2 separate regions of the Mus musculus genome follow, and region 2 is linked to region 1. A link is a loop called in an ENCODE intact Hi-C map of the cell type or tissue named here. Cell type or tissue: heart. All regions are shown on one strand. Links, peaks and the distances in the headings refer to the core of each region. The heading gives the core; the rest is flanking DNA.

The links. A loop is a pair of places that touch in the nucleus more often than their neighbours do. Peaks named below come from ENCODE experiments on the same cell type or tissue, not always from the same donor. Only the 100,000 strongest peaks of a DNase experiment are listed, where the experiment ranks them.
Region 2: it touches region 1 in a loop (2.6-fold over the local background); 6 of 42 quality-filtered maps call a loop at or near these places.

Annotation. Positions count from the first base shown.
Region 1 is chr15:80,711,281-80,727,047 of GRCm38, reverse strand. It overlaps Tnrc6b (trinucleotide repeat containing 6b), which reads right to left and starts at 15,735. Exons shown (of 25, transcript NM_144812.3): 1 at 15,560-15,735. In heart, for the core only: a CTCF peak has its summit at 7,785; DNase peaks (open chromatin) are centred at 9,427 and 10,117.
Region 2 is chr15:80,758,611-80,774,377 of GRCm38, reverse strand. Tnrc6b (trinucleotide repeat containing 6b) reads right to left here. Exons shown (of 25, transcript NM_144812.3): 3 at 14,748-14,838. The coding sequence starts at 14,792. Among named protein-coding and RNA genes, the nearest start is that of Tnrc6b, 55 kb to the right of the region's middle. In heart, for the core only: no CTCF peak of the experiment used is centred there; a DNase peak (open chromatin) is centred at 8,817; H3K27ac peaks cover 749 bases.

The sequences.
Region 1 (15,767 bases), core at 3,819-11,818:
TGAAAACAAAACAAGTAATAACAAAAAAATACTTTATCATTGAATTAAATGATGGCAGGCATGTCTGGTAAGTATTTCTTTATGAAGGATCCTGGTGTATGACTGACCGCATGGAGATGACAGCCATGAGCAACAGACCACGGCTGGGATGGGATGAGGAAATCTTGGAACGGGAAAATAAATGGATGCGTTCAGCAGAAACAGCAAACACTTCCACATGTCCACTCCTCAGTGCATACTGTGACATGAAACTCAGGTCTTATACATTTTCACATTAAACCTTTGGTTAAATAAAAAAAATGTAAACAAATGTGGTGGCACACTTCCAGGAGTACAGGCAGGAGAGTGCGGAGTTCAAGGCTCATCTGGTCTATAAGAACCTGCTTCATAAACCAAAACTTAAATAAACAAACAGTTAATAAATTAAATCAAATGAAAGTCAAATTTGCTTCTTTGTGAAGAACAATAAAATTACTGCCCATCCAGTTAAACAAAGACAAAAATACAGAACTGTAAATTACCAATACAAGAATAAAGGGTGCCACACCTCTGCAAACTGTCCTGATATATTAAGAGACAGGTAGGTCTGGAGATGGCTCTGCAGCTAAGACTGCATAGTGCACTGCAGAGGACCTGAGTTCAGTTTCTAACACTCAGGTTGGGTGGCTCACAACTGCTTAAAACTCAGGCGCCAAAGAATTTGACGTTCATCTCCTGACCTCTGTGAGAGTACCTGCACTCAAATGCACAAAACCATACACAATTATAAACAAAATAAATCTCAAAGGGGGGGGGGAAAGAGTGGTAAGAGAAAATTATAAGCAGTGTTATACCAGTAAAGTTGACAACTTCAGTAAAACAGAAAATCACCAAGGCTCGTTGAAGATGGAGAACATGAACAGTAATATAACTGCTAGATAATCTGAATTTGGTACCAAAACATTCCCACAAAGAAACCACCATGTTAAGACAGCTTTAAGGGAAGCTCTTAAAAACAGTGAAAGAGTAAAAGAGAGTTAGAGAAAGAGGCTAGAGGGAATGAGAGGGGGTTGTAGAAGGAAGGGTAAAGTAATTCTTTGGGGCAAGAGGCCTGTGCTATACTCAGACTACAGTCAGGCAGCGATGGCAGGGGTATCAAGAGTTCAAGTCCAGCCTTGGACTTGAACACAGTGGCTTCAAGGCCAATCTGGGTTGCATGAGACCCTTCCTCAAAATGAATGAATGAATGAATATGTTATAATCTGGTAAAGGATTTATTGGTACAAAATTAAACGTTCTTTTCCTACCCTGAAAAAGAAAGGATGATCAATCTCACCACTTCTGCTCAATATAATACCTGAAGTCTAAGCCAGTTGACTAAGGAGTAGAATCAGACTTGAAAAATAAAAAATAAAAGTGTCATTCTTTGTAAATTGTATGTGTGTGTGTGTGTTTCTAGACAGGATTTTTCTGTGTATTGCTGGCTGTTAAGGAACTCACTCTGTAGACCATACTGACCTCAAACTAAGAGATCTACTTGTCTCTGCCTCTCAAGTGCTGGGATTACAGGCTGTGGCTCCACCACCCAGTCTATATTTTTTAAAAAAGGTTTTATTGTATTTATTATGTTAGGTGCCAGTATGGAGGGCAACCTGTGGGAGTCACTTTTCTCTGTCAGCGACGTGGGACCCAGAGACTGCCTGAGATCGTCAGGCTTGGCAGCAAGTGACTTTACCTACCAGTTGTGCTGACCCAATATTTATATTTAAAATATAAATATCTGCAGGGGCTGGAGAGATGGATTTGTGAATAAAACCATGGGTTGCTCTTCTAGAGAACCTGTGTTTGGTTTCCAGAATCCACATAGCACAGCTCACAACATCTATAACTCTAGTCCCGGGAAGATCAGATTCTGGCCTCCATGGGCACAGCCTGTATGTGGCACACCGACAAACATGCAGTCACTCACAAATACAGAAAAAAATGTATCTTTTAAATATAGGTAGATAGATAGTAAAAAATAGAGTAAAATGTACATATAAAGTATATATAGTAAAATGTCACTAGAACCAGTAAATGAAATTAACAAAGTTTGCCTAGTTCAATATACTCTCGTTATATCAATTTAAAAACAAACCAACAAGTCAGACTGGAGAAATAACTCAGCAGTTAAGTACCCATAATGCTCTTGCAGAGAAGCAGGCTTGGCTCCGAGTATTCACTGGAGCAACTCATAGCTGCCTATTAGCTGCCTAAAGCTTCAGCTCCAGAGGATCTAACACTTTCTGCTGATCTTCACCAGGCATTCCATTCATGTACACACACACACACACACACACACACACACACACACACTTAAAAAATAAAGTATTTTTGAAAGCCTCTGGAACTGGGTGTGATTTCCATGTCTTTAATCCCAGCACTTGGAAGCACAAGGCAGGCAGATCTCTGTGAGTTTGAGGCCAGCCTGGAAAGTTCCAGGACAGCCAGAGTTACAAAGAGAAACTGTCTCAAAAAACAGAAGAAGGAAGAAGGAGGAGGGGGAGGAAATAGGGAGAAGGAAGAGGAGAAAAAGAAGAAAAGAAGAAAGGGAAAAGGAGGAGGAAGAGGAGGGGGAAGAAAGGAAGGAGGAAGAGGATAAAAAAGGAGGAGGGGAAAAGGCCACCAGCCCCTCTGGATACAGCTTGATATTGAGTCATTGACCAGCAAGTGGTAGACCTTGGGTTCAATCCTCTGTACCACATAAAAAATTAGAATTCAAATATTCAATTTTGAGCAAAACTGTTTTGCCACATGCTAGTTTCTTTTTTCACTATTCTTTGGAGTATGTGAACTGTCTTCTCATCTTGACATTGAACAGGCTCTTCATACTGGCCGAATGTAGTGACCTCAATATATAGTATCTATCATTTTTGTATTCTTTTATAAAATTATATTTTTGCACATTTAATAATAATAGTAATAATAATAATAATCAATAGTAATAATAAACTGCACCTATTATTTTGCCTAAAAGAGCACCTCTGGATGCACAATGTGGAGGGCCTTTGGCTAAGAAATATTTCAAGGAAGATAATGTTTACAGAAACCTTTGTGTATGTGTATATATGTTTGCACTAAGCCACATGTGCCAAAGAGTAACACTAGGTGTCTTACTCCATTGCTTTCCACTGTCCTTTCTGAGACATGGTCTCTCATTGAACCTGGGGCTGTTGTGTCTCCTAGACTGGTTGGTTGGTAAGCCCCAGGGCCTGCCTATCTCTGATCCTATTCCTGGAGTTACAGACATGCACTGCACATCTCAACTCAGGTCCCCAGGCTTGCAGAGCAAGCACTTTACCCACTAAGTCACTGTCTCTTTAGCCCAGGAAATTCTGACAGTAAGAGAAAAAAATAAACTGGTAGGCAGATGCAGAGAGAATATTTTACATAAATCAAACCTTCAAAAAAAGAGAGAGCCGAAAGGAAAAAAAATCATATGGAAAATGAAGTAAAGATTGTACCAGATAAGTCAGGGATAAAAAACTGGGAATGGGAGTTGGTAGATTTGGAAAAGTAAAGGCACCTGGCTCAGACAAGAATTAATTTCCTAGAATAAGGAAGCATGTGGTTTTCAATGAGGGAAAAGAAAACAATGGGTAGGAAATGTTTTCTGAGCAAAGAGAAATGGGACAACTGGCAGACAGCTACTTCAACAATCTATAGACACAGCCTGAGGATGACTTCAAATCAGGCTGGTGGCTTGGAAACAGAAGCCAGAAGTCCACAAAGCTGCAAGAGTACGGAGTGCACAATCTGAGCCACCTTTGAGGCCGAGGCAGGAAGACCTCAAGTTCAAAGCCAACCTGGTCAACACAGCGAAACCCAGTCTCAAACAAGCAAGCCAACAAACAAAAACCAAAGCAGAACAAACACAAAACCAGCTCGAAGCCACAGCAAAAATAACTAAAGGACAGGACACCATTTCAAGATCAGTATCAGCAGATTTCAGGATCCAGGTAGAGAGAAGTGACTGGTGAGGGTATCCAAGAAAGTCGACAATTTGCAAGCAAGTAAGGCAGAGTAGGCTCCAGCCTCTGGGGTCGCTTTTCTAAGAAGCAACCTGAATGAGTCCTCAGCCTCAAGGATGGGGAGGTTAAGGGCAAACAAGAAAGTGTCGTCCACACTCCTCAGTGCAGCAAAGAAGCGGAGTGCATCAGCTTCCAAAGCAAACAGGGCATCAGCACAGGCCCTGGCACACAGTGCTGCGGCAGAGTCACAAGCCATGCAGGGAGCACAGGGTCCCCTGTTTAAACATTTCAAGCCAGCCCTCGCTGGTTTAAAATGTGATGCCTTTCACATTTTCATTCTAGTTTTGTTTTTGTTAGTCTTACAAAGAGCCTTTCACTGTGATTTGGAGAGAGGTAAAGGGGGGAGGAGAGGGAGGGAGTGGGGAAAGAGTATTTTCTGTTGTGTGTGTGTGTGTGTGTGTGTGTGTGTGTGTGTGTGTGTACTTCCCCTTGGCCGGCCAGCCAGCCATGTAAATCAGGAGCATGGAGAGTGCATAGCCCCCTCTCTGTGGAGACTTGTGTCTCCCAGCTCCCCACACTGGTTAATTGCGATAATGAATGTGCTGGGGGTTTTGTTTTTTAAAGGAACTATGCCAAAATGCAAATAAATCATCATAAATGTTAAGCATATTGTTGTAAAAATACAACATTTTTGGAGTAAAACATGATAAAGTAGATGGTGAACAAGTATTTTAAAGTCAGTAGTTCACAGTTCATCTACTCAGAGACTTATATATTAGGACAGAGACATACCCCTGGGTAAAAAAATCCCGTGAAAAGACTGTCACTGAGCCTGATGCACCATCAACACGGCTTGTGCAGGAGAGCGACAATTCTTTCAGAGCAGTAGTCTCTGTTCTTATCTGGATTTCTTCCTCCAGACCAGAACTCTGTACCTAGCAACTGCTTTAGACATTTCTCCTGCTCTACTGTGAATGTTAGCAAGACAGACCCACTTTCTACTTTGAACGTTAGTGGTGTGTGCACGTGACCTCTTTGATGTGCCTATGGAAACCAAAGGTCAACTATGGGTGTCTTCCTCTATCATACTCCACCTCATTTTGAGACACAGTCTCTCACTTTTTTGTTCACTGCCTGGCAGTGAGGCCTAGGATCCTCCGGCTTCCTCCTCCCCATCTGAGTTAAAGGAGCATGCTGCCATGCCTGTCTCCTACCTGGGTGCTGGTGATATGAACTCAGGTCCTTATAACTGCACAGCAAGAATGTTATCAATTGAGCCATCTTCTTAGCTTTGAGTTCCCAGATTGCATATTATATTTTTAAAAAATAAGATACTCCAGAACTGTGTTACAGAATAAACCACACTCATTGTACCTATCTAGCATCTCTTCAGTCCTTTTCAATCTGGGACAATAAGTAAGTACCCAGACCACACACACATTTACCTAATACCAGTCACATAGCATCATATGAGTGAATCAGTACCACCAGTGTTTAATAACCTACCGTTCTGAAAATAATTCTTATCCCACAAATGCTAAGATTGTACATGTGTGTACCACATCCCACACCATGGTTGTTCCTTTAAAAAGTTTAGTGATTATAGAAAGAAGCAAAATACGGCATGGCCAGGGAAGGAGTGATACAGGAAAGGAAGGCAGTCTATAGTACTACAGTCTGAATCCTGAGGACTGTCTCTAACACAGAATGCTTTTTGTCTTGGTTTGGTTTGTTCTCCAAGGCCGGGTTTCTCTGTGTAGCTCTAGCTGTCCTGGAACTTGCTTTGTAGACCAGACTGGCCAGGAACACAGAGGTCCCCTGCCTCTGCCTCCTGAGTGCTGGGATCAAAGATGTGTGCCTCCATGCCCAGCTCACAACGCTATGAATAGGTGTGGAAGTAAACTAGGTCATGGGGAATGTTCCCTGGAAGGGTACACTATGGTACTGGCCCCTTTTCTTCCTTACTTTCTGCTTCTCACTTGGTGAAGTCTTCCTCTATCATATAAACCCTCCATTATGTGCATTCTTGCCTCAGACCAAAAGCATCAAGCCAACAGATCATGGACCCAAACCACCCAAACTATGAGACTGTGAGATAAAACACATTCTAGTTTGCTTCAGTGTTAAACATCTAACTCAGGACTTCACAAATGCTAGGTAAGTGTCCTCTAGTTCAACCCTTTCTTCTTTCCTTTTATTTCCTTTCCTTTCCTTTTCTTTTTTTAGGTTGATTTATCTCAAGTCTGTTACAGTAATTTAAAGCAGACTAACACAGAAGAGGACAGAAAGGAAAGAGCTATTGAAATTACAGAGGAGTAGTTGACAGAAAGCAGGCTGACTTTCCACTGTCAACTCCCTTTCTCCACCTCTGCCTGAGAATCAAATCAAACTCACACTGGCTTGGGAGATGAAGGAACTACGCAAAGCCTGCCAAGCTCTAGGAATCATCTTCTCCGAGACATGTGCCCAGAGGCCCTTCTGGGCAGTCCCTCCTGTTCCACCTTTCTCCTTTTCACTGCTCAGTCTCTGGCCCTTCAGAGATGGCATCAGCACTCACTCAGGTGACCTAGAGGTCACTTGTGCTGCACAGCTCTCACAGATAAGCTGGCGTGAGTCATCACTTTCTAATTCCACCTGACAGCTTTTGCACAGTTTACAGGTACTCGTCTCCAACAAGTGCATTAGCCAGAAGAGACGAGCTCCACTCTGGCTTGTGATGACTGGCTTCCCTGGAGAGGACTTCAGAATGACTTTAAGTGTTCTAATATTTGGGAGGAGGGGGCTGGAGAGATGGACTGGCAGTTTAGAGCACTTGCTGCTCCTGTGAAGGACCTAAGTTCAGTTCCCAGCACCCACATCAGGTGGTTTTAACAGGTTTAACAGTTGCCTTTAACTCCAGTTTCAAGGGATCTAACGCCTCTTCTGGCCTCCATGGGTACCAACACTCACATGTATATACATACTCAGACATAAAAGTTGATTCAGGGTAAGGCTAATTGGTAGATGCTTGCTTTGCATGTACAACATGCTGGGTTTGATCCCAGCATTAAAGAAGTAATGAAAGGACTGAAGAGATGGTTCATCAGTTGAAAGCACTTGTTGTTTTTGCAAAGGACTTGGATTCAGTTCCCAGAACCTGCATAGTGGCTCATTAACACCCATGACTTGAGTTCCAGGAGGTCTGATACCTTTGCTGACCACCATGAGTATCAGGAAGAGATGTGTGCACAAACAAACATGGAGGCAAAACATTCATACACATAAATAAATCTTTAAATTTTTATTTTAAAAGTAGTAATAATAAAAGAACTTGGGACCTAGGCATGGTGGCCCATGTCCATAATCCCAGCATTTAGAAGGCCAAAGCAAGATTAGCAGTTTGAAGCCAGCTTGTGCTATGTAGTCAAACCCTGCTCAAAAACAAAGAGGAGTTAGAGATGTCTCAACAGTTGAAGGTCCTTGCTGCCAAACTTCATCTCTGGGACCCACATGGTGGAAGAGAAACCAACTCCTGTAGCTTGTTCTGACTCCATATGCATTCAATATGAAAAGAGGTAAATAAAAATAATGACAATGTTGACTGAATGAAAGAGAAAAGAAAGAAGGAAGGAAGGAAGGACAGAAGGAAGGAGAGAGGGAGAAAGGGAAGGAGGATAGATCTATTTAATGTGGAAAGTCCCTCCAGTTGCCTGGAAGCAGTAGAAACCAGCTGAGTTCCCTAGAAGAGGTTTCAACAGTCACTTAGATAGGACATTCTCCAACCTGTACAACCGCCTGCAGGTTGCAGTGTGTGCCAGGTTTCCAGCTTTTGTGAGCTGTCACCCATGCTGGGGTGAGCCTTGGTATTGCAGCTGTACTTTCGTCATTTGTGCTCCCATAAAACCAATAAAACTCACTGGCTCACCAAGTTAGATTTGGGTGGTATCCATACATTGATCTGTGGTGGGATCTTTATCTGGGGTTGAGTAGATATGTGTTACATCCCCCCAGGAAAAGTCCTGTCACAAGCATGCACTCCTATTCCTAAGTAAATTGTTTACTTAGTAAAAGTACTTGTTTTACTAAGTAAATGTTTTCTATTGAGGTAAAACACATAACAGACTAGATCTGTAGGGCTTTTTGTTTTTGATCTTGTTTATGTTTGTTTGTTTTGTTTTGTTTTGTTTTGCTTTTCGAGACAGGGTTTCTCTGTATAGCCCTGGCTGTCCTGGAACTCACTTTGTAGACCAGGCTGGCCTTGATTCTTTAGCTGGTACAAAAATAAAAGAAGGCATTATAAAACTAAGTAATGTGGTTACTGGTTTTGGTTTTGAAGTAGGATCCCCATGTTTCCTAGGCTAATCTAGGATGACCTTGAGATTTAACCTCTCTGCCTCTATCCCAGCACCCTGCAGCCCCACTGCCTCTACCCCAGCACCCTGCAGCCCCACTGCCTCTACCCCAGCACCCTGCAGCCCCACTGCCTCTGCCTTAAGAGTGCTGAGATTAATGATGTGGAGCGCCATGCCAGGATGCATGGGATTACAAATATAAACCACTACCACATATGGGTCTTAATGTTCTTTATTTTGTGAGTTTGTTTGTGTAGGTTTGTACACATGTATGCATTGCCCACAGAGGCCAGAAGGTCTTGTTTGAGCCTATGAAACTGGTGTTAAAGACTGCTGTGAGCCACTATGTAGGTGCTGGAAATTAAACCCAGGCTCTTTAGGAGAGTAACCACTGCACCACCTCTCCACTCCCCACACTTAGTTTAAGAAAGTGCTAAGGATCAAATCCAGGGCTTTGTGTATGCTAGACAAGCACCAACTAAGCTATGTACAGCTGCAGAACTAAGTAATTTGTCTGAGGCATTCACTGGAATTCTGATTGCCTAAAATATGGCAGGCATAGTACAGTGTGTACTTGGAAATGCAGGGATAAATAGTCTTGGTTTTCGGAAGCTTAAACTCTGGGCTAGTGAGTGGGGTCTGTGGGTAAAGCGCTTGCTGTATAAGCGTGGACAAATGAGCTCAATCCCTAGAAGCGACATAAAGGTGGAAGAGAAGAACCAATTCTACATCTACAAGGTCTTCCTCGGACCTCCATGCACACGTTACAGCAAAGGCACATTCACAAACATGCAGGAAGCATTTTTTTAAAATTTATTTAAAGCTTACAATTTAGTAAGACAGACAGACCTAGAAACCTAGAAACATAATATATGTTAAGGTATAAACAAGTAAAGTTATCAAGGAACAGTGAGAAATGAAGTCTTCCTAGGAAGAATGAATCACTTCACCTCTCTGTGAAAAGGGCTTTAAAAACTTCTTTCACTGTAGTTTTTGAATTCTCAGTCATTTCTGTGCCTGGAACACAGCTGGCACGAAAGCAAGTATCAGCAACACAAACAAACTGAGGGCTTCTGGCTCCTGGCTCCTGGTTCTGACTTTGCATCTTGGCTGTGGCTCTGCACAGGCATGTGCATGGGTGCCAATACTCAGGGAGCTGCACTGGAGCCCTGTTTCTGAAGCTGCTTTCACAGCCAGTTTACAGACCACAAGGAAACCAAGTCTCAGGAAAGTTAAACATCTTTTTTGGGATGGTGGCTGAGACAAGGTCTCATTGTATAGGCCCAGAGCAACTTGCAACCCTCCTGCCTCTCCCTCAGAGTACTAGGATTACAGATGTGGATCACCATGCCAGGATGCAAATAAAAATTACTACTGCTTTTTTATTGTTTATTTATTTATTAATACATTTGTTTGTTTGTTCATTTTGAGACAGGGTCTCACTATGCAGCTTTGGCTGGACTTGAACTTGCTTTGTAGACCAAGCTGGCCTAGAACTCAGAGATCCTCCTGTCTCTGCCTCACGAGTGCTGGGATTAAAGACATGGACCACCAAACTTTATATGGACACTTGCAAACTTTATATCTGATCCAACCTGAAAACTGTAACATCTAAGCAGTTATTTGTTTTTGCATTTTTTATTTTGTGTGAGGGGACTGTGTATGCATGTGGTATATATGTGTAGTATGTGCGTGCACGCGCCAAAGGCCACTATCAGGCCTCTCTTGCCTGCCCCCATTCTTTTTCTGACAGGGTCTCCACTGAGGCTCACTGGCTCGGCTAAGCTGGCTGTTGGCCAGTGAGTTTCAGCAAAGCTTCTTCTCAGCTCCCCTCCGAGGCTGGGGTTACAGCCTGCACAGCCAAGCTCAATTGTTTACATGAGTTCTAGATCCAAAGTCAGGCCCTCATGCTTATAAAGGTTCCTTACTAAATGAGTCATCGCCCAGCCCTGCACAGTTGCTTGCTTGCTTTTTGAGACTGGGTTTCTCTTTGTAGCCCTGGCTGTCCTGGAACTCACTTTGTAGACCAGGCTGGCCTCGAACTCACAGAGATTCGACTGCCTGTCTCCCAAATTCTGGGTTTAAAGTTATGTACCACTAATGCCTGGCTATCACAGCTTTTTAAATTTTTAACCTTTTTTTTTTTTTTTTTTTTTTTTGAGATAAAAGTCTCAATGTATAGTCCAGATATCCTAGAACTCACTACATAGATCAGGCTGGCTTCAAATTCATAGATCTGTTTGCCTCTGTCTCCTGGGTGCTAGGATTAAAGGCATCTGTCACCATGCCCAGTATGAACAGTTTTGTTTTAAGAAGCAAATCTACTCCAAATATACAAGTTACATACACTAAATATCCTTAGCTTTCTGAACATCAGTTAATACCTCAATAAAGGGGAAAAACATAAATGTACACTCAAAAAAGGAGGAATATAAAAATATGCTGGAGAGCTAGAGATTTAGCCTAATGGCAAAATGTCCGTGCTCAGCATTTACAAAGCCCCTGATTCAATCAATCCTTAGCACTGAACCAAAAGCCTCTCACAGTTTATGATCCTCTGTCTTCAAAGGACAGAGTGTTAACTACTATCTAACTAGAAATATTTAAATAGTACATGTGGGCTAGGCACGGTGGTACACACCTTTAATCACAGCACTCAAGAGGCAGTGGTAGGTGGGTCTTTGGATTTGAGGCCAACATGGTCTACAAAGTGAGTTCAAACACAGCCAGGAAAGTCTACACAGAGAAACCCTGTCTTGAAAACAACAAAACACACAAAAATCAGCATACAGATCTATAGATTTCCTAGCACAAGCCAGGTCAGGAGCAAAAATGAGGAAGGCAAAGCTCTGTTCTCAGAGCATCCAAGGAGGAAGATGTCAATACACACAGTCCAGGACAACCAAGCTGTTACTCGGCAGGCACACGCTGACAAGAAGAGGGAGGCTATGTACTACTGTCACTGGCTCTAATTCATCAGATAACCATTAGTCAGTGCTTGTGCCTTATCACCCGTGATTACAACACAAATTGACTGTAAACTGTTACAATATAAAATAATATGAGAAGAAATGACATTAAATCTGATACAGTGTCCTGTTACTTGTACTCCTAGCTAGTCAGCAGACTAAGGATGAAGAATCACTTGAACCCAGATATTCCAGGCCAGCCTGGACAACAAAGGAGAATGCATCTTTAATAAAAACAATAAGAATGGTAAAAATCTCCAGAGAAGTGGCTGGAGAGATGGCTAAGAGATTAAGAGCACTTTGCAGCCTCCCCAGTACTCAGATGCCAGCACCCACACGGATGGTTCACAACCACCTCTGCCTAGCTTCTGGGACTCTAATGTGCTCTCTCTCTCTTCTGGTCTCTGTTGCAACATATGTACACACACACACACACACACACACATACAGAGAAATACACAGTTCCAGAGATGATAAGAATTAAAGATTAGAGCTCTCAGTTTCCCTTGTGTTTCCCTCAAAGAGATTGAGCATGTTTGGATTATAAAGATGTTTCTAGGTGAGAGAAACTGAGTTGTACAAAGGACAGTGGCTGGAATTACCTAGGTCTGGTCCTTCCACTAAGCTGAAGACACACTTAAGATCTGTTCTGTCCAATATAAGGTGCCACAAACAACACATGGCTATAGAACATTTGAAAACTGCTTTGTATGGCTTGAGACGTTTCAAGTGAAAAATACATTCTAGATTTGAAAAACTTAACATGAAAAAAAGACTTTTAAAATACCCTACTAGTACTTTTGTTTTGTTTTGTTACTGATAACATATTTAAATACTAATGTTTTGAATATATTGAAGTAAGTAAAATGTTACAAAAATCAATTTCACCCTTTCTTTTTACTTTTTAATGTGTCTACTAGAAATTTTTAAATTACATATGTGGTTCACGTTTGTGGCTTGCTTTCTATTTCTACTGGGCAGTACCAGTGCAAAGATCTGTAAATAACAGGCAAAGGCGCTTAAACTCTTTAGGCAATCAAACGCCATTGAGGATTTCCAACCTAAGTGTTTGTGGTAGATTTGGGAAGGAGCACAAAACATAAAGCAATCTTTCAGGAAGATTAGTGTGGGGGCAATGTGTAGGGGTGAAACACTAGAGGCAGTTGTCAATGTCAAAGGCAGCAAATGTCAAAGGGCAAGCCGGCTGCTGGGCTGGAACCTATACAAGGTCTCTAGAATCAACATGCTGCAGAGAGGAGAGAGAAATCAAGAGCAGCTGAGACAGAGAAGAGTAACAGGTGCAACGCTAGGCCAGCCTGCACAACCCAACCAGGGTGTAATGCGTTCAGTCCAAAGCTCCACACAGTGATTTCAGACCTATCTTTATGTGGAAAGCTCTCTTAAGAGTGGCATCAAATCTCAGACACTCTCGGGAGGGAGGGAGGCAGCCAAGGCTACAAGAAATTTAAAAATAACAATAAATACTAAGAGTAAAAGTCAAATTCATAACATAGTCAACAAATATTTTCCAGGAGTCTGCTGTATACCTGACACTTGAACAGGCTCTGGCATTCATGGCGAACAAAACAGACATGGCCCTGAATCACAGGCTGATAACTACAAAAATAAAAAGGAGCTCTAAGAGACCTGAGTGGGAATAAGGAACGAGTGGACAGAGACAGAAAGGAAAAGTCTTCAGAAGCTGGACGCTGTGGCTTACTCCTATAATCCTAGCATTCAAGAGGCTAAGGCAGGCCAAGAGTTCAAGTCCAGCCTGGGCAACATAATGAACTCCAGGGTATCCTGGTCCAGAGTGAGATCTCAAAACAAAACAAAACAACACCCCAAAAGGGAGAAGGTGATGGACTGACTCTTTTGAGGTGGCAAAGATCTGTAATTCCTCCACTGGGGAAGTCAAGACACAAGGATCACGAGTATGAGACCAGGTGGGCCACATAACAAGACCTAAGGAAGAAAGAAATGTAAAAATTCAAACAAAAACAGAGCTTTGCAGTACTATGTACAATGAGTATGTCAATTAAAAAAAAACAAAGATTGGACGTATTTTATTAAAGGTGCTTAGTTCTAAAACAAGAATAGTCTCGATTTAACATTTCAGTCTTAAGCCGGGTTCAGGCAGTGAAGTCAGTGGATTCTCCTTTCCTCCCTTTCTCTGCTTCTCGGTGGTCTTTATGCGTCTCTCCCTCTGGATGATTCAGTAGGTGAAAATAAGACAAAACACCAAAGACAAAACACCAAAGAGACCTGAGATTAAACCTAGCTGCATGGCTCTTGGGAGCCCTGTCCTCATCCCTCCCACAATGACAGTTTCTGCCCTACAGGCTTCAAGCAAGGATTTAAAAATCTACAGAGAGGAAGACATACACAGCGTAAGCATACAATGAACAGTAGCCAGTACTAACAGGGAGCAAAAGTATTGTTTTGATTCTAAAACATTTTAAAAACCCTGTCTCATAAGACAAAAATAAAAACCAAAAACCATTTAAGAGTTTCTGTTTGGCCAGGCATGGTGGCGCACGCCTTTAATCCCAGCACTCGGGAGGCAGAGGCAGGCGGGTTTCTGAGTTCGAGGCCAGCCTGGTCTACAAAGTGAGTTCCAGGACAGCCAGGGCTATACAGAGAAACCCTGTCTCGAAAAACAAAAAACAACAACAAAAAAAGAGTTTCTGTTTGTAGGGAAGATTTCAAGGATATGATGGGTTAAAAGAGCCATGTAGCATGGACAGTTTATTTTGTTTTGTTTTCTTTACTCCTTTAAGTACTATCAGAAACTACATACTCAGACAATCAAGTTTAAGACAAGCCCTTAAAAACAGTGAAGAACAAGCTGAGCCTCTTTAATTCAGCATTCAGGAAAGAGGCAGGTGGTGGATCTCTGTAAGTTCCAGACCAGCCTGGTCTACAAAGCAGTTCGAGGCCAGCGGAGGCTACATGATGAGACCTTGTCTCAAAAACAAAACAAAACAAAACAAAACACACAGAGGCATGCATCCCAAGTGGGACAAACCAGTCTAATCTGTATTCTGGATACTGGTTATCCAGTATATGCCTACCTGTAGAGACTACTACTACACTGATATCCCTCCCACTTACTACATCGATACTCATGCTATACAAGTGTCTCCATGCTCTGCTCTTTAAGGAGCGTTCAAAACCCACGGCGAACACATAGTTTTAAAGTCAAGAACTGAAATCTCCCACAAGCGAAGAGAAACATTTCACAAAAGGCTAGGATGTGTGATTTTTGTACAGCTTACTGCTATGTTTAACTGTGAAGGAGGTACAAATGATGTTTTTATTCACGGAGTCTTGGTTGGTACTCTTTATTCAGAATCCAAGCAGCCCAAAGACACAGGAGAAAGCTTGAAGCTCAAAGTCTCAGACGGGTGACCTGCGTCCAAGACTAAGGATGGATGAGACGGCTGCTGTTCTTGGGTGTCGTGATAGCCACTGTAGTGAATTTCACTGGACCAGATATTTATTTAGCCATCATGGACTAACAAATCCGTTAGTTTGGAATTAAAGGGCACCTTACCAGCATTAGGTAGCAAACCCTTCCCAAGGCTCTTTCCAAATCTGTCATCCCTCCGCCCCTCGCCCCTCGTCTGTTTCCTCATCCAAAGTGAGCATCGCCTCGCCACAGCACCCCACCCCCGACCGCACGCAGCTCTCGCGGGATGCCCGTGGAACCTCGCTATCGGGGTCCAGCACATAAGCCTGCACGCCCGCCGCGCGGGGACACCGGATGCTCGCGCCCCACCGCCTGGCATTTGCAGCTCAGAGGGCCCTAGGCGACACGAAGCGCTCGGACAGCCACCGGCCCACCCGGAAGCCCTTTCCTCCGCTCACACCTGCAGGCGCGTGACGCCGGTCTGTCCCGGCCCCAATACTTGGGGACACCAAGGCCCTCGCGACCGACGTGACCGCGCGTCCCTCACACACCCCTCCCCCGCCTCACGTCTGCACATTGCGATCCCACAGCGCGCCCCGGGCAAGCGCCCCGGCCCGCCGCGGCCCACTCGGGTCGCGCGCGCTCTCTCCACCCGCCCCCCCCAACCCGCCCCTCCCGCCCGGCTCGCTCCCGTCGCGCGCGCGCGCGCGCGAGGACACGCACACGCTGCACCTCAGCGGGCCGTGCCGCGCGCCCCCGAGGGCGTCCTCAGTCGCCCACCCTGGGTCGCCCCGCTCCGCTCCGCCTGGCGGCTCCCGAGAAAGGAGCAGGCCCGCGCGGCCCACGATCCTCACTCACCGCTGAGCCGCGCCGGCTCCGAGTGCGCGGCGTTCCGCTGTGGAGCCCAGCGGTGACCGCGGTCTCCGCTCCTCCGCAAGCTGTGGAGGCGTCGTCGCGGGGAGGCTGAGAGGCGAGGGGGGTCACGGTCGCTCGCTTCACCTTGCCGAAGCTCGGGGACCCCAGAAACTAAAAACAAAATAAACAAACTTTCCCCTCCGCCTCCCTC
Region 2 (15,767 bases), core at 4,588-12,587, 47 kb before region 1:
ACAGACAAGTACCATGGTATACTCAGGGTTAGGCACTTGCACAAAGCATGACAATATGAGTTTTACCCCTGGAATCCACATGGAGGAAACAGAAAACTGACTTCAGTAAATTGTCCTCTGATTTCCACACATACACAGTACCACACATGTATCACAAATCACTAGCTGGTATCTCAGGGGTCTCAGAACTTACAGAATGTTTTTATACATATTAATGGAATTTACTGTAATGACTTACAGTCTGTAGTCCAGTGAACCTAACATTGGTTATCTGTGAACAGGACGTCCAGGAATCTAGCAGTTGCTCAGTCTCACCAGGCTAGCTGTCTAAGCTGGTCTTCTGTAGAAGTAAGCGTTAACAGATGTGCTGGCAAGTAAACCTTCCTTCTTCTAATGTCCTTATGTAGACCTCCAGCAGAAGGTATGGCTCAGATTAATGGTGTATACCACCATGCCTGGATCTAAAACTTGCTTTGTTCCAGGCTGACCTTGAACTCAGAGATTTGCTTGCCTCAGTCTCCTGGAATTAAAGACATGTACTAGGTCTAACATTTTCATGGCCACTCTGCCTCAAGATCTCTATGTCAAGATCCAGGTCAGAAACCTGTCTTCCAGCCTCAAGATCTGGATCACAGGTGTGCCCTACATATCTGGACTGTAGTTCATTCCAGATGTAATCAAGTTGACAACCAGGAATAGCCATCACATTGGTACGTTGGCTCATGTAATCATGGTATAAATGCAGGAGTATCACTGCAAGTTCAAGGCCAGCCTGGGCTACACAATGAGTTTCAGGATAGCCATGGCTATACAGCAAGACCTTATCTCAAAAAGCAAACAAAAATAGTACTGAGCTGTGTATTTTATACACTTGGCCATATAAATGTCATCTTTTAATCAGGTGGAAAAGGTTTAAAAAAAAAACAAAGAAAGAAAAAGAAAACTCTGAAATGTAATGTTTCTGGGAACTTTTGGCCTAAATTGTTTCCTTAAAGACCTAGTTTCCCACTTAGATCACAAAACTGTCTTCCTAAATGGTATTCTCCAGTTTAAAAACAAAACAAAACAAAACAAAAAAAACAAAAAAACTCTCAATTGTGACCACTGTTTACTACCAGAGAAAAGTCCAGATGAGTGTTTTACTAGTAACCAATACTACAATATCACAATAACACTAAGCAGCAATAACTGAAAACCTCATAAAATCCTTAGTATCAGTCCCAGATCTTCAAGTCCAGCCCTTGTGTTCTAGCTGGCTGGCCCAATAAACTCAAAATTAGACAATATCTTATTTCCTAAATTTCTTTTCCTATTTTTATCCCCCAATTTTCCGTTGTCCATTTTTGCATGCTTCCATGTGCACAGTGAGCACACATGTGTGGTATCTGCATGTGTAGGTATACATGTAATGTGTGTACATTCATATGAAAGCCCAAGGGGATGTCAGGAATCATCCTAGATCACTCTTTACCTTAATCATTGAGGCAGGGTCTCTTCTCAATCAAACCCTGAATCTGTTGATATAATTAGTCTCATTAATCAGCTTTCTATGAGATTCCCCTATTTCTATCTTCCAATGCTGGAATTACAAATGGGCTGCCACACTCATCTGGAACGTATGTGTGTTCTGGAAACCAAACTCCTGTTCTCTTGATTGTGTAGCCACTAAGCCACCATCTCCCTAGCCTTCTATATCTCCTAATTCTTTTTTTGTTTGTTTTTGTTTTTCAAGATAGGGTTTCTCTGTGTAGCCCTGGCTGTCCCAGAACTCATTCTATAGACCAGGCTAGCCCCAAACTTACTAGAGATATGTTTGCCTCTGACCCCAAAGGCATGAGCAACTGCCACCCAGCAATGAATCTTCTAATTCTTATGTAAATAGTATCACAACTCACTAAGACCCCTTAGTAAGAAATCTATACTATACATGAGCTCCTTAATCTCTCTCCCTTAATCTCACATTCAATGAGATTCCAAGTGGAACTTGTACCTGGGGCACTGAGCAGGTGTTAGGCATTGTTAAAGAACTTTAAAAACTGTTAAAATCACTACTGGTGTTGTTGATGAGTTCTTCACGTTCTTATCTTTTGATAAGAACATTCTTGTAAATAAGCACATATGGAGGGAGGCAGTGTGTTGACTCAGCATTGTTGAGCTATTGCACTCTCCCTTGCTGCCCCACCTTCCCTGAGCAAAGGGACTGCCAGTCAAACAGCCAGATGCCCTCTCTTATTCTAGCACCAGCTGTTTTAAACACTCCTCTGACACATTCAGGAAAACACATGATGATCCAGCTGCCTGCTTTCACTCCTGAAAGTACAAGGCCCAGGGAGGAGTGTTTCAAAGTACCAGATGTTTTGCTATTAGAAACCTCCATGAACTTGAGGTGACTCTGCAGCCAGAGAAGGTGCACTTTCCCTATGGCCTACTAGAAGGAATTCTGTGACTGGTCTAGAAAGAGACACTACTGACTAGTGCAAACACAAACCCTCATTTGCACAAGATGTTTGCTATGATTATATAAGCAAGCAGGAATGATTGTAACATTATACTCAATAAATTACTTTCCTCAAGTAATTTTTCTCTGCCTTTTCCAGCTCAGTTGGAAATAAAAGAAACAACAGTGAAGCAGTGGCAGAGGCAGCAGAGAGGTAGCAATAGCAGAACAGCTGGAACACAGAGTTGAGAGGCCACAAGTAGCCAAATAAAAGGCAGAACTGAGCAGTGGGTAGGCTGAGCTGCACACACAGGAACACATGCGCATCCATACGCCACACACATGGACAGAAACAACAGTAAAAGGTAGTCATCATCCCAACAGTGACAGCTGTCTTCATAAATGCACACATAAAAGCAAGACACTGAGTACCTAACACTGTAACCGTTTTCATCCCAGGTCAGGTGGTGGTCAGTAACCCTTGGTGATGCATGACCTGACAGCACCTGCAATGCAATGCAAAGCACGCACGTTGTGGGTCACCAAGCTGCCCTGAAGCTGGGAAATCCATGCACTGCCCCAAACACCTTGTGTTAATGAGACACCTGATTTTGTATTAATTTTTGGTTGATACATGTTTAGAAATCTTTTGTCAAATTTTCATAACCCCACATTCTTCACCTGTCTGAAACAAGTGGCCTATCTCTCCTTTACCTTAGCCGGAAACAGGCAGCGTGGGTTCTGAGGGTTCTTTTTTCTCTTGCACCCAATGCCCATTTTCATTAAGTCTGTCTCTTCAACTAACATAGATTTTGCAATCTTTCTTAATCTAAGATTTATTTTTGGCTTTGTGGTCTCAAATATCTCCCTGTTATTTATTTATTTTTTTAAACTAACCCATCTTTAACCACCTGCAACTCAAATCTCCAGCCTTCCAAGTGTGGTGATTACAGGTGTGCGCCAGTTTTTTAATTGTTTATTTTTATTTCATGTGTATCAGTGTTTTGCCTGCATATGTACGTCTGTATGAGGCTGTCAAAGTTTGGAGTTACAGACAGTTGTAAGTTGCCAATATGGGTGCTGGGATCTGAATCCTGGTCCTCTGGCAGAGCGGCTAGTGTTCGGAGCCACTGAGCCGTCTCTCCAGCCTGCTTTTTTATTTTCTTAAGATTTACTTATTTTTACTTTTACTTTATGTGTATGAGTGTTTTGCCCACATGTAAGTATACTACACGGTGCAGTGCCTGTAGAGGCCAAAAGACGGTGTCGGAGCCTCTGGAGCAGGAGTTAGTCAGCTATAAGCTGCCTCAGTGCTGAAACAAACTGCTTATCCTCTACTAGAGCAGTAAGTGGTCCTAACTGCTGAGTGACCTCTCTAGGCCCCCTGCCTGCTCTTACTGCCCAAATTTTTAAGAGTAAACTACAATCTGTATTTGCGTTTCTCACTTGTAACATGACTGTTTAATTTTGGAACCTGCAATGAAGACTGCCTGCCTGATTAACTGGTTTCTATAAAGCTAGGCAGTGCTCACTCACTCAGCTACAGCCCAGGTCTTACATACACGGTTTTAAATATTGAATAATATCTCCTCCTCAATCCTTATTTCCCTTCCTTTTCTATCCTCCCAATCTGAGTCATCATTTTCTTTATATCAATATTTACTTCAAACAGTGTTATTAGAAAGTAAATAACACATACAGCTGAATCACAGGGAATGGTATAACTCAATTTTCCTTTTTGTAAAGTTTGTCCCCCCTAGAAGCAGCAGAGTAAGCTTGCACGCTGCCACAGTTGCCACACAGAAGCTACATGTCATTCTAAATTCTGCTTGGGGGAACTCTGTTGTTTTTCTAAAATCTTCTGCAATTTTCTATTATGTTTATTTTTCTAAAGCGCAAACCACTAAGTGCAGCTCTCCTCACTGCTGCTTGTACAGGGCAGGCCCCGCAGCCAGGCAGCAGCTCCTTCAGGTGCCAGGCTTTCCCTCTATCATCTTTTCTTTTCTTTACTTTTTTTGGGGGGTGGGGGGGCGGTTTCGAGACAGGGTTTCTCCGTATAGCTCTGGCTGTCCTGGAGCTCACTCTGTAGACCAGGCTGGCCTCAAACTCAGAAATCCACCTGCCTCTGCCTCCCAAGTGCTGGGATTAAAGGTGTGCGGCACCACTGCCTGGCTTCCTCTATGTTCTTGACAATTTCCTCCTCTCTGATTTCTCCTCCTACAAGTCCTGTTATTTAATGTTCAGTCCTGGGGTTGATCCACTAATTTTTTTTTTAATTTATCCATGTGTCTCTCACCAGTATTTTTCACCTTACTTTCTGAGGATTCTCTTAACTTTATCTCCCAACACTTAGAACAAATGACTGCTTTGTACACGGTTCTGAAGAAGGAGTCCAGAACCTGAAGCACACTAGGTAGGTACTCTAGGACTATAGGTGACATCCTTGCCCTCACACCATTAACTGAACACACTGGCACCAAGCCCACTGCTGTGTAACCAGCATACTCTATCACTTCAAAAGAAGTGTGTCACCTGAAATCCAGTGATACTTAAGAACAAGTCCTTATTCCCCACTCTTGGTCGCTGTGCTTTGTCTCTATGACATGACCACTCCAGGTAAGTGAGATGATACACTTCTTTTCCTAATTGCTTATTTCACTTAGCATAGTATTACCAAGCTCATCTATTTTGTAACACGTGTCCAGATTTTCTTCCTTTTTGAGGATGAAACATGTTCCATATATACACATACATACATATACATACACACACACATATATATACACACGTATGTATATATACACATTTTTATCCATTCACCCATTAAGAAACATTTTGATTGCTTTCCACCTTTTAGATCTTGTGAACGATACTTTTACCAACACAAGTAGACAAATATTTGTATCCTTGCTTTCACCTTTCAATAAATTTATATGAAAATGATTACTGTGTGTATATGTGTATGTACTCACTTGCATGTTTAAGTGCATGTGTGTGTGTGTGTGCGTGTGTGTGTGTGCATGTGTATGCATACCATGGTGTATATGTAGAGCTCAGAGGCAGCTCTGCAGAGTCAGTTCTTTGTCTCTACTTGTATGTGGGTTACCAGGCAGGGTGGAAGCACCTTAACCCACTGAGCCATCTTGCAGCCTCCCCAATAAATTTTTATTACTTTTGTTATTCCCTAATCTCTACCAACATTGAACAGAGTAGCCACCACTACCCTTTTGAAATTCTTTTCTGCCTTGTGCTTTCATATAGATTTCCATTTTATTTCCTTTTGTCTCCCTCACTCAATATTGGGGCCTGTGGATTTATTACTTAGAATGCTTTTTTCCAATATTGTTACATGAAAACTTTCTTTCCATCATTTAGACACCCGCTCGGGTACCATCTCTTTGAGCAGAGCTTCCCTGAAGCATCTTCCATATTCAGTCATTCCCTTGAGTAACACAGATCACTCCAGAAGGACCTCTTATTTGTTCATGTGGTTTTCTGTTTGGCTCCGCATCAACAATGCAAATTCCTGACTCAGACACTCTGAATGTCTTCTTCACTGTAAGCCTGGCACAAATAAAATATCTGATAAAGCTAAAGGGATGAATAAGCTTCTTGTTCCTCTGTTCCCTAAGCATGCACTTCTCCCAGCACCTGTCCCTGAACTTCTCTCTCCACATTCTGCCATAGCAATTTACTATAATCTCACAAGTTCATCTATTACATTTCGGTGATTCCAAACACTGTCCTGCATCCTGAACTATCCTGTCAGTCAGTCAGGTATCTTTCTAACCTGGAGGGCAGAGTTAGTGATAAGGATAGTATATAGCATCTCAAACCTTATACAGGAAACAACATTCATTCTCTTCATTTCTAAACTTGATTTTCTCATAGATTCTCCTGCTACTTGAAGGGTTAGGTACAGTGCTATGGGCACAGGCTTTAAGACCCTCATCCTAGCTACAAGGAAGTCAGTCTTCTCCTGACAGGCTTCAGATGAAGATGTAGAACTCTCAGTTCCTCCTGCACCATGCCTGCCTGGATGCTGCCATGTTCCTGCCCTGATGATAATGGACTGAACCTCTGAACCCGTAAGCCAGCCCCAATGAAATGTTGTTCTTATAAGAGTTGCCTTGGTCATTGTGTCTGTTCACAGCAGTAAAACCCTAAGACACACCTATATCACATTTGTGTCTGAGACTGTCTGTGGGAGATTGTCTTGACTGTTAACCGATGCCCACTGTGGGTAGCAGCAATCACTAGGCAGGAGGCCCTAAAAAGAAAGCTGGCTAAGCATAAACTTGCCTGTCAGACAGTAAGCAGCATCCTGCATGGTTCCTGCTCCACTATGCCTTTGAAGTGAGTTCCTTAATGAGAAGCAATGCTATAAGGGATAGCAAGCAGGCCTTCTTTCAAGATCCTGCCTTGACTTCCCTCAATGATGGAAAATGAATTGGAATTGTAAGCCACGACCATGAAAAGAAAAGATCAACCAAACTGAACTGCAGAAATAACATTAGTAACACCAGCTACAACAAATCCTTTCTATTACATCCTCCTTTCTGTTACCTCTTACCATCCAAGCATCCTCCTTCCCACACTTGTCTCAGCTGCTCCCACCCCACTCCTAAACATGTTTGTGTGAGACCCACCATTATTACCTGATTTCAAGAGCCATGAAACCTTGTTATAGTTTGTTAATGCCTCGCTGAGGCAAGAGGACTGTAAATTCAGGGCCTGCCTGGGTAACTGTGAGACTGACTCAAAATAGAAAAGTAGGAAGAAGTCTGATGACATAACTCAGTGGTACAACAGTTGTTTGGAATGCATGAGGTCCAGGCTTCCCATCTTTAGTATAAGAAAATGGAAGAAAATATGATTTACACAAAAGTAGGCAGGAAGTTGAAAATGATTATCACAATTCGTTCTTTATAAGAAACATAAAGGAGGGGGCTGGTGAGATGGCTCAGCGGTTAAGAGCACAGACTATTCTTCCAAAGGTCCTGAGTTCAAATCCCAGCAACCACATGGTGCCTCACAACCATCTGTAATGAGATCTGATGCCCTCTTCTAGAGTGTGTCTGAAGACAGCCACAGTGTACTTAGATAAAATAATAAATAAATCTTTAAAAAAAAGAAAGAAACATAAAGGAGGAGCCAGACTTTAATCCCAGCTGCACCCAGGAAGCAGACACAGGTGTTCAAAGCCAGCCTGGTCTACATAGTGGGTTTCAGGCCAGCAAAGGATATATAATGAAGTCTTTTCTTATAAATAAATAGCCATGCAGTGGTGGCACACCCCTTTAGTTCCAGCAACTGGGAAGAGATGGATCTCTGTAAGTTTGAGGACAGCCTGGTCTACAGAGTGAGTTCCAGGACAGCCAGGGATATGTAGAGAAACCCTGTATTGAAAAACCAAATAGATAAATAAAATAAAAAATAAGTGGAAGGGAGGGGAGGGGAGGACAAAGAAAAAGAAATACCGGGCTGGTAAGATGACTCAGCTAGTAAAGAAATTTTCCACCTAGCCTGATGGTCTGAGTTCCATCCCTGGAACCTGTATGATTAAAGGAGAAAGAGGACTCTGTCAAGTTGTCCTCTGACCTCCACAAATATGCTTTTGGTGTGTGTGTGGGGGGAATACATAGGTACACACACATCAGGAGACTACCCCAGAAAGGTGGTGGGTTCCCCTCCTCATGCCTCCCATTAGAACCTACACTGAAAGCTCAAGACCCAAAGGAAATGGATGTGCAGGGTTGGGTTGGCTCTGTTACTCTTCCTCCTTCTCTGATTTTCTGGAACAGAGTCTGACAGTGTTACCCAGGCTGACCTTGAATTTATAATTCTCCTGTCTCAGCCTGAGTATTATGGTTATGTGCTACCATGTGGAATTCAGATTCTCTTTCTTTGGAAACCTCAAGGTCATACAAATATTTTAGTTTATCTCCTCCAACAAGGCTAATCAGAGAAAACTGTAAAGCAAAATGAGGATTTCATTTCCTTTTCCATAATCTGGAAACTCTGCAGTCTAAAATAATCCAGTCTCTTGACACCATCTTGTTCATTCTGGCATCTAGCATTCTACTTGCTGTGTAGGAGATTAAAGACAGCCTTGAGTATTTTGCCAAACTTCTCACTGACAGGTAGTAATGTTGCCTTTGCCCTTTAAATCTGGAGTCCTTCTGTGACTTGGTTTAAGCTGACAGAACATGGAGGACTTCTGAGGCTGGGCCTTAAGATATCTGTGGCTTCTGCATTCTTGGAACATACCCTGGTGGATCCCAGCCACCTTAAGGCAAATAGAAAGGTCACATGAAGATGCACCTCAATGCTTAGTCAACAGCCTCAAGCTGAGCTCCCAGCTGGCAGCTGACAACTGGCTGCCAGCCATAGGTTGAGTTGTCTGGACATTTCTGGACAACTGGGCATCCAGCTGATTGCAGAGCCAGCCAATACAATATTGGAGCGAAAGAACTGCCCTACTGAGCTCAGCCAACTACCACCAAGTCATTAACGACAGCACAAGGCTGGTGTGAGAACTTAATATATGTAAAAAAAAAACTGCATTTTTTTTTTTTTGGAGCAAATTAAGAGTTACAAGAAAATTGCAAAGATGGGCTTTTCTAAACATACCCTGAACCCAGTCTATGCTCATTATTACCCTGATCCTAACCTGGCCCATTTGTCACAATTAAAGAACCATAATGACACATTATCATTTACTGAAGTGTGTATTCCACTGAGATCTCATTAGTATTTACACATGTCCCTAGATCCCACTTAGGATAGCACACTGCATGCAGTCATTGTGTCTCCTTAGGCTCCTCTCGGCTGTTTCTCAGACCTTTTCATTTTTCTTGATACCTGCAGTCAGGAATTTTGTAGAATGCCCTCACAATGGGATCACTGCTGTATTTTTCTGAGTAGAGTAGGACAGTGGGCATAAGAAAGAAGTGCTACTTCACACTATATCAACGGCACATAATGGAAACATGGCAGCACTGATAATGTTGAACTTGATCCTCTGGCTGACCCTTGCCAGGTTTTTCTACTATGTGAAGCCACGATAAAGGAATGGGAAGTTACTAGATGCATCCTTCAGAGTGGAGTATCCACACAGGTTCTTCTACTTATCACACTGCTCAGTCTCTACCCACCTCCACACAATCGGGTAAACCAGAAACCTAATATTCTTCCTTCAAAGCTCGGTCCACGCGTTCCCTCTTCACTGTGAAGCTTCCTCTAAGGAAGAGTACAATGCTTTAAGGTAGATACGCATTTAATGACAGTACCACAGACTACATCTGACTCTCAGGTAGACTCAAGTCCCCAGTGTGCAAACACTATGCCTCACTTGCTACACCTATAGCTAGGACACCGTGAATCCTAAGTACCCAATAAGTGCTTATAAACCTAATTAACTAGATGCCTATAGAAGTAAACCATTTTTGATAATATCTCAATAAAAGAAAGAAAGGATAACACCAAACAGCTAAGATCTAAACTATGTCAGTGAATGTACAACAGTGCTAATCCTCTGTTAATACACAACTCCACTCTGCTGTAGCAAGGCAAGGCACCAGAAAAGAAGATCATTACATCCAATGAGAGCCACTGTGACAGATAAAACGTGTTTCAGGTCAACAGGCACATAAATGTCAAATGAAGTAGGTCACATGAGCCTCTAAGGGGATGAGGAATGAAGTGCATACCTCCTACCTTCAGGATGTGCCAATAAAACCTTACAGTACACAATTCTCATGCTTAACCTCTGCAAATGTGGAACAAAGACCGACTCGTGGTGACTGTGTTGAATGTATTCAGTGTTCTTTCTTATATACAGTGGGGAAATTAACTAAGAAATGGTCCTTGGTAAAAAATAAGGAATAGCACTGTGCCTCTGAAAGAAATATTTAGGGGACTTCTAGAGTTTTGCAATGATAACTCTGTTGATGTGTATATCTTTAGTATTTATAATATGTACTTCCCTACAAGCAAATACACTAAATTTCTGAGACTCACTGGCCATATAAAATTGCATTCCAGTGACCATTCAGGGTGAAGCTAGGCAACAGTCCTAAACTAATGTGAAACTAACATTCTTGTTTCCACTTAAAACACTAGTACACCAATCACCAAAAGAAAAGAAAACAAAAATCACAATATAATAAACAACTCTGTGTCAGCACCTGGACAGTTCCTGGCACACAACAATGATCAATAAATATTTGCTGAATTGATAGAGAGAGAGAGAGAAGAGGAAAGAAAAAGGCAAAAGTAAAACTAAGCAAGGAACCCAGGCACTCTGGGTGGCGCTCTGGAGGCAGAGGCGGGTGGATCTCTGAGTTCAAGGCCAGCCTGGTCAACAGACAGTACCTGGACAGTCAGGGCTACACAGAGAAACCCTGTCTCAAAAAACCAACAGGAAAGGAAGGGTAATAATAGAGTGGGTGAGACAAGTCAAACGTGCTTTTTGTATAAACTTGATGACTTGAGTTGAAGCCCCAGGAACCCATAAAAAAGCGGACTACATAAAGTTGTGTTCTGACCTCCACAGGTATAATGTGTGGCATGTGTGTCCACACATCATCAATAATAAGAATAGTTTTAAAAGTCAAAAAGTAGTAAGAAAGCAACAATGGAAAGTACATATTTATATAATTTTAGAATTATCTATCATTTACCTACTGTGGATTTTGGAAGTTACTGCCTGCTTCATCTCTTTCTGGCAGAGAAAAAAATTAGAATCTACAGTTCCCAACTCTGGACAAACACATCATCTCTAATCCTCTCCGAACGTGAGCATTTCTCTCCAGGAAAAAGCACAGAGATTCCCTTCATGAGGAACATCATGCTCCAAGAAGCTGCCCTTCCCCAGGGCACCCTGAAGCATCTTTGTTTTCTATTTAACGTTCTCTCAGTATCCTGTAAATGTAATAACCAGCATTCTTATTTTTAATATTTTTAGGTCTGCTCCACAGTTTCATCTCTAAACCTTTCCCTTCAAGAGGAAATCTTGTTATTCATGTTCTCGATGATTCAGCCCACTGTCTAGATCAGTGACTCCATCTTTAAGATGATACAAAGAGAAGCTGACTCACTCTCTGTCCTCTAACTTCTTCCTCCCTGGCCCTTGGGAACAGGAGCTGGCCTGAGCTCAGACCCCACGACTCACTGGTTCCTAGCTTCCATCAACCTTGTAAATCCGTTTTATATTTCAACTCCGACCCTTCCACTCATTCTTTTCTTTTCTCAAGCAATCATGGTCTTCTCTAGTCTTAAAAAAAAGAATGTGTTTGAGCTGGTTGGCAGTGGGAGTGCACGTCTTTAATCCCGGCACTCGGGAGGCAGAAGCAGGCAGTCTGAGTTTGAGACCAACCTGGTCTATAGAGCAAGTTCCAGGGCAGCCAGGACGACTTAAGGAGACCCTGTCTCAAGAAACAGAAACAGGAGCTGGAGAAATGGTTCAGCGGTTAGAAGCACTGGATGTTCCACTAGAGTTCCATTCCTAGCACCCACACGCAGCGTACAACTGTCTGTGACTGCAGTTCCAGGAGATCCATGGCAACAGGCACACACATGGTGTACATGTATATGAATGAAGGCACAATACTCATACAAATAAAATAAACCTTTTTTTTAAAAAAAAGAAACAAAAACGTACAAAGCTTTTAAAATGTTTTATTAGAGGAATTGTTATATATGTAGAAAATAAATGTGAATGAACCTCTCCACAGCCATCTCCAGGCTTCAACACTTGTCCAGAATCTGTTCTTTTTGTCTCATCTATACCTCAACTCGTCCATCCCCGTATTCAATGACTATTACTTCACAAACTAGTGGATACAATTGATCTGTGTCTATTTATAATTTTTATTATTATAAATTACAGCATCCTATCAAACACAGAGCATTTGCAGCAAAGCCATCTCTCACAGGTTTTCTCGTGCCCTGTCACTTTAGTAAGTCATTTGCTGATGTTTTAATAGATGGGTTCTTGTGAGGCTGGCCTCAAACTTCTGGATGCAAGTTATCAGCCCCTTCAGTGCTAAGCTTACAGGCAGGGACTGGACTGCAGGCATCGTCCACAGTGATGTTCCCACCACTATTTTTGTTTGTGCCCTGAGACAAGGTCTTGCTATGTAGCTGAGATTGATACGGACTTTCTATATAGTCCAGGCTAGCTCAAACTTGCAATGCTACCTCAGCCTCCTAAGGATGATGGAATTACGGGTGTAAACCACCAGACTAGCTTTATTACTTCTTTAAAAAATTATAAATATATATCAATTTGTAGGGTGCTTGCCCAGCATGAAGGAAGCTCTCAGTTTGATCTCCAGTACCACCTAAACCCAATGTATCCATAATTCCAGCACATCACTGGTTTGGAGAAAGAATTGTGTGTGTCCCTTGTATTTGCATGGCAAGGACTTTGCCAGCTGAGCCATCTCCCTCTTTCTGGAAACTCTCCTGTAGATTTGTGATGTAAAGGACCTTAAGCCCTCCTAAGATGAAACCAGTTAACTTTAAAACACTGCAAATCTGCCTTTCCTTTGTCTCCAGCACTGTCACAGGAACAAGGGCTTCCCTCTCACCTGACAGCTACCACGCAGGGCTCCAATCCCTCTCCTACCTCTCCCCAGCAGTCTCCAGAGGGTAAAGCTGATGGCTCAAACACTCATTTATTTTGTTCTTCCCAGAGGAAACAGCTGTAAATGGCTGCCCAGTCCAGAGAACAGGTCCACACGTGGCCTTTGAGGAGCACAGGCTCTACGCCCTTTTCTAATCTGCTATCACACTGGGCCACCTGGGCACCTGATCATTCCTGGAACAGGCGGGGCTCTTCAGCCCTCTCTTCTGTCTAGAACACTGCCTTCCTCACTTTTCACGTGGCTGGCCTCCTAGTCCTTTAGCTAGTATCTGTCTCAGAGGCCGTCCTCCACCGTCCCGGCTCTTCTTCCTAGTCACTTTTTACTCTCTGTATTATTTTCTGTTCTTCATAGTCCTCACGGTGGTTTATAATTAGTACCTTGACATTTATTTGTCTCTCTTTAAAATGTGACCATCCTGAGAATAACTACTCTCTGTTATATCACCTTACAACATACAAATAAGAATTATTTATTGTCGACTGGAAAGATGGCTCAGTCACTAAGAGCACTCACTGCTCTTGCAGAGAACTCAGGATTGGTTCCCAGCACTGACACGGTGGTTCACAACCATATCTAACTCCAGTTCCGGGGGGTTCCACACCCTCTCCTGACATGCTTAGGTTCCATGTACACTAGGGGTGCACATATACACATGCAGGCAAAACATTAAAAAGTTATTATTAAAAAAGGAAATAGACTTAGCTCAAAACCACATTATACAGAGTATGTTCAACTTATCCTCCAAGCCTTCTATTCACAGATATCCAAAATTAAGGTAAGATAGTACTGTGATAACGTTTTACATTAACAAAAATCATTACAAATACAAGATTTTATATAAAAAAAAATCAAGACAGGGAGATAATATTTTTAATTAAAAAGACTGATGACAATGAAGTTAAAGTCCAATTTCTCTTTTTGTTAATTTGAGGCAAGGACTTGCTAGGTAGGCTTGGATGAATTGCTATTCATTTGATAGCCCAGGCTGGCCTCAAATTCAAGGCAATTCTCCTGTCTCAGTGTCTCAAGTAGATTAAAAGCATGTGCTGCTGTTCTCTAGCTGTATTCTCTCATTTTAAATCTGATTTTGAACTATTATGTCATTAAATAACTAAAAACCAAGAAAGCCAATGTTTCCTTCCATCCCACAAAGCAAAATTTGCATTCTATATTTCTGGTTAGTTTCAAACTTTCATAAGTATATGCAATTTTCACAGTATAATTTACACTACAATGCTGGTATTCTAAGGAGGAATCACCATTACCCAGTCGCTTCGGAGGCCGAGGCTTTAGGATCATGAATTCAAGACTTGCTGCCAAGTCAGTCCATGCACACAGCCTAGGCAACTTAGCCAGAGCCGGACTCAAAATACAAATTTAAAAAGGGATAAGAGTATAGCTCAGAAGTAGAGAATTTATCTAGCATAAGCTAGACCTTGGGTTTAATCCACGGACACACACACACACACACACACACACACTTCAGTAAAACTTACTTTTAAGTTATCATGTAGCATGATGAAGAAGAAAACTGAGAAGATAGACCTCATCAGTCTAGTTTCTAAATTTACCTACACCAGAACACGCGCTCAGTCCATCCACAGCCACTGCCGCTCAGCGTCTACTCCAGCTGCTGCTCTGCCGAGCAGTGTACTGACCTGGGAGCTGCTTTCTTCCTCTACTTCTCCCTCATTGGTTTGCATGGGAACAGACTCTGTGCAAAACTCTGCAGACACACACAAACGCTGCCTGGGAAGTAAAAGGAGAAAACACGGGTAAGAACGTCAAGGCAAAAGTTTGCTTTTTCAAATACTTAGATAAGAATCTGTCATGGATATCCAATGATTTTAACTAGGTGGACCTCTCAGTGTGTATGTGTATATCGTAAGGCATCTGAGAAGAGGAAAAAGAGGGAGAGGGGAGCAGGAAGCTTCCCCATCTTAGAGGGCAGCTGGGAAGGTTCAAGGCACTGGAGTATTAAATAGTTTTACACTTCTAGACCCATTTGTTTGCTTTTGGCAAAGGTGATAATGGAACTCTTCAATGACTCTTACAGTAGACACCTGCCAAAAAGGATGCCACAGTGAGTTTCCCTTGGAATTGACTGCATTTCTTGGATTATAACCATGTTTAACATCCTTGGCTTTTGTAACTGGTTGTCTGAATAGGTATGGTCCCCATAGACTTCATGTATTTGAATGCCTGGTCCATAGGGACTGGCACTATTAGGAGATGTGGCCTTGTTAGAGGAAATATGTCACTGTGGAGGTGGGGCTTTGAGGACTTAAATGCTCAAGCTACCCCCAGTGTGAAACATGTCCAGTCTTCTCACTGTCTTCAGATCAAAACATAGAACTCCTGGCTCCTCCAGCAGCATGTCTGCCTATGTGCTACCATACTTCCTGCCATGATGACAATGAACTCAACCTCTCAACTGTAACTCAGCCCCAATGAAATGTTTTCTTTTATAAGAGTTGCCTTGGTCATAGTATCTCTTCACATCAATAAAACCAAAACAAAGACAGTAACTTTAATTATGAAGTATACTTTTTTTTTAAGATTTATTTATTTATTATATGTAAGTACACTGTAGCTGTCTTCAGACACTCCAGAAGAGGGCGTCAGATCTTGTTACAGATGGTTGTGAGCCACCATGTGGTTGCTGGGATTTGAACTCC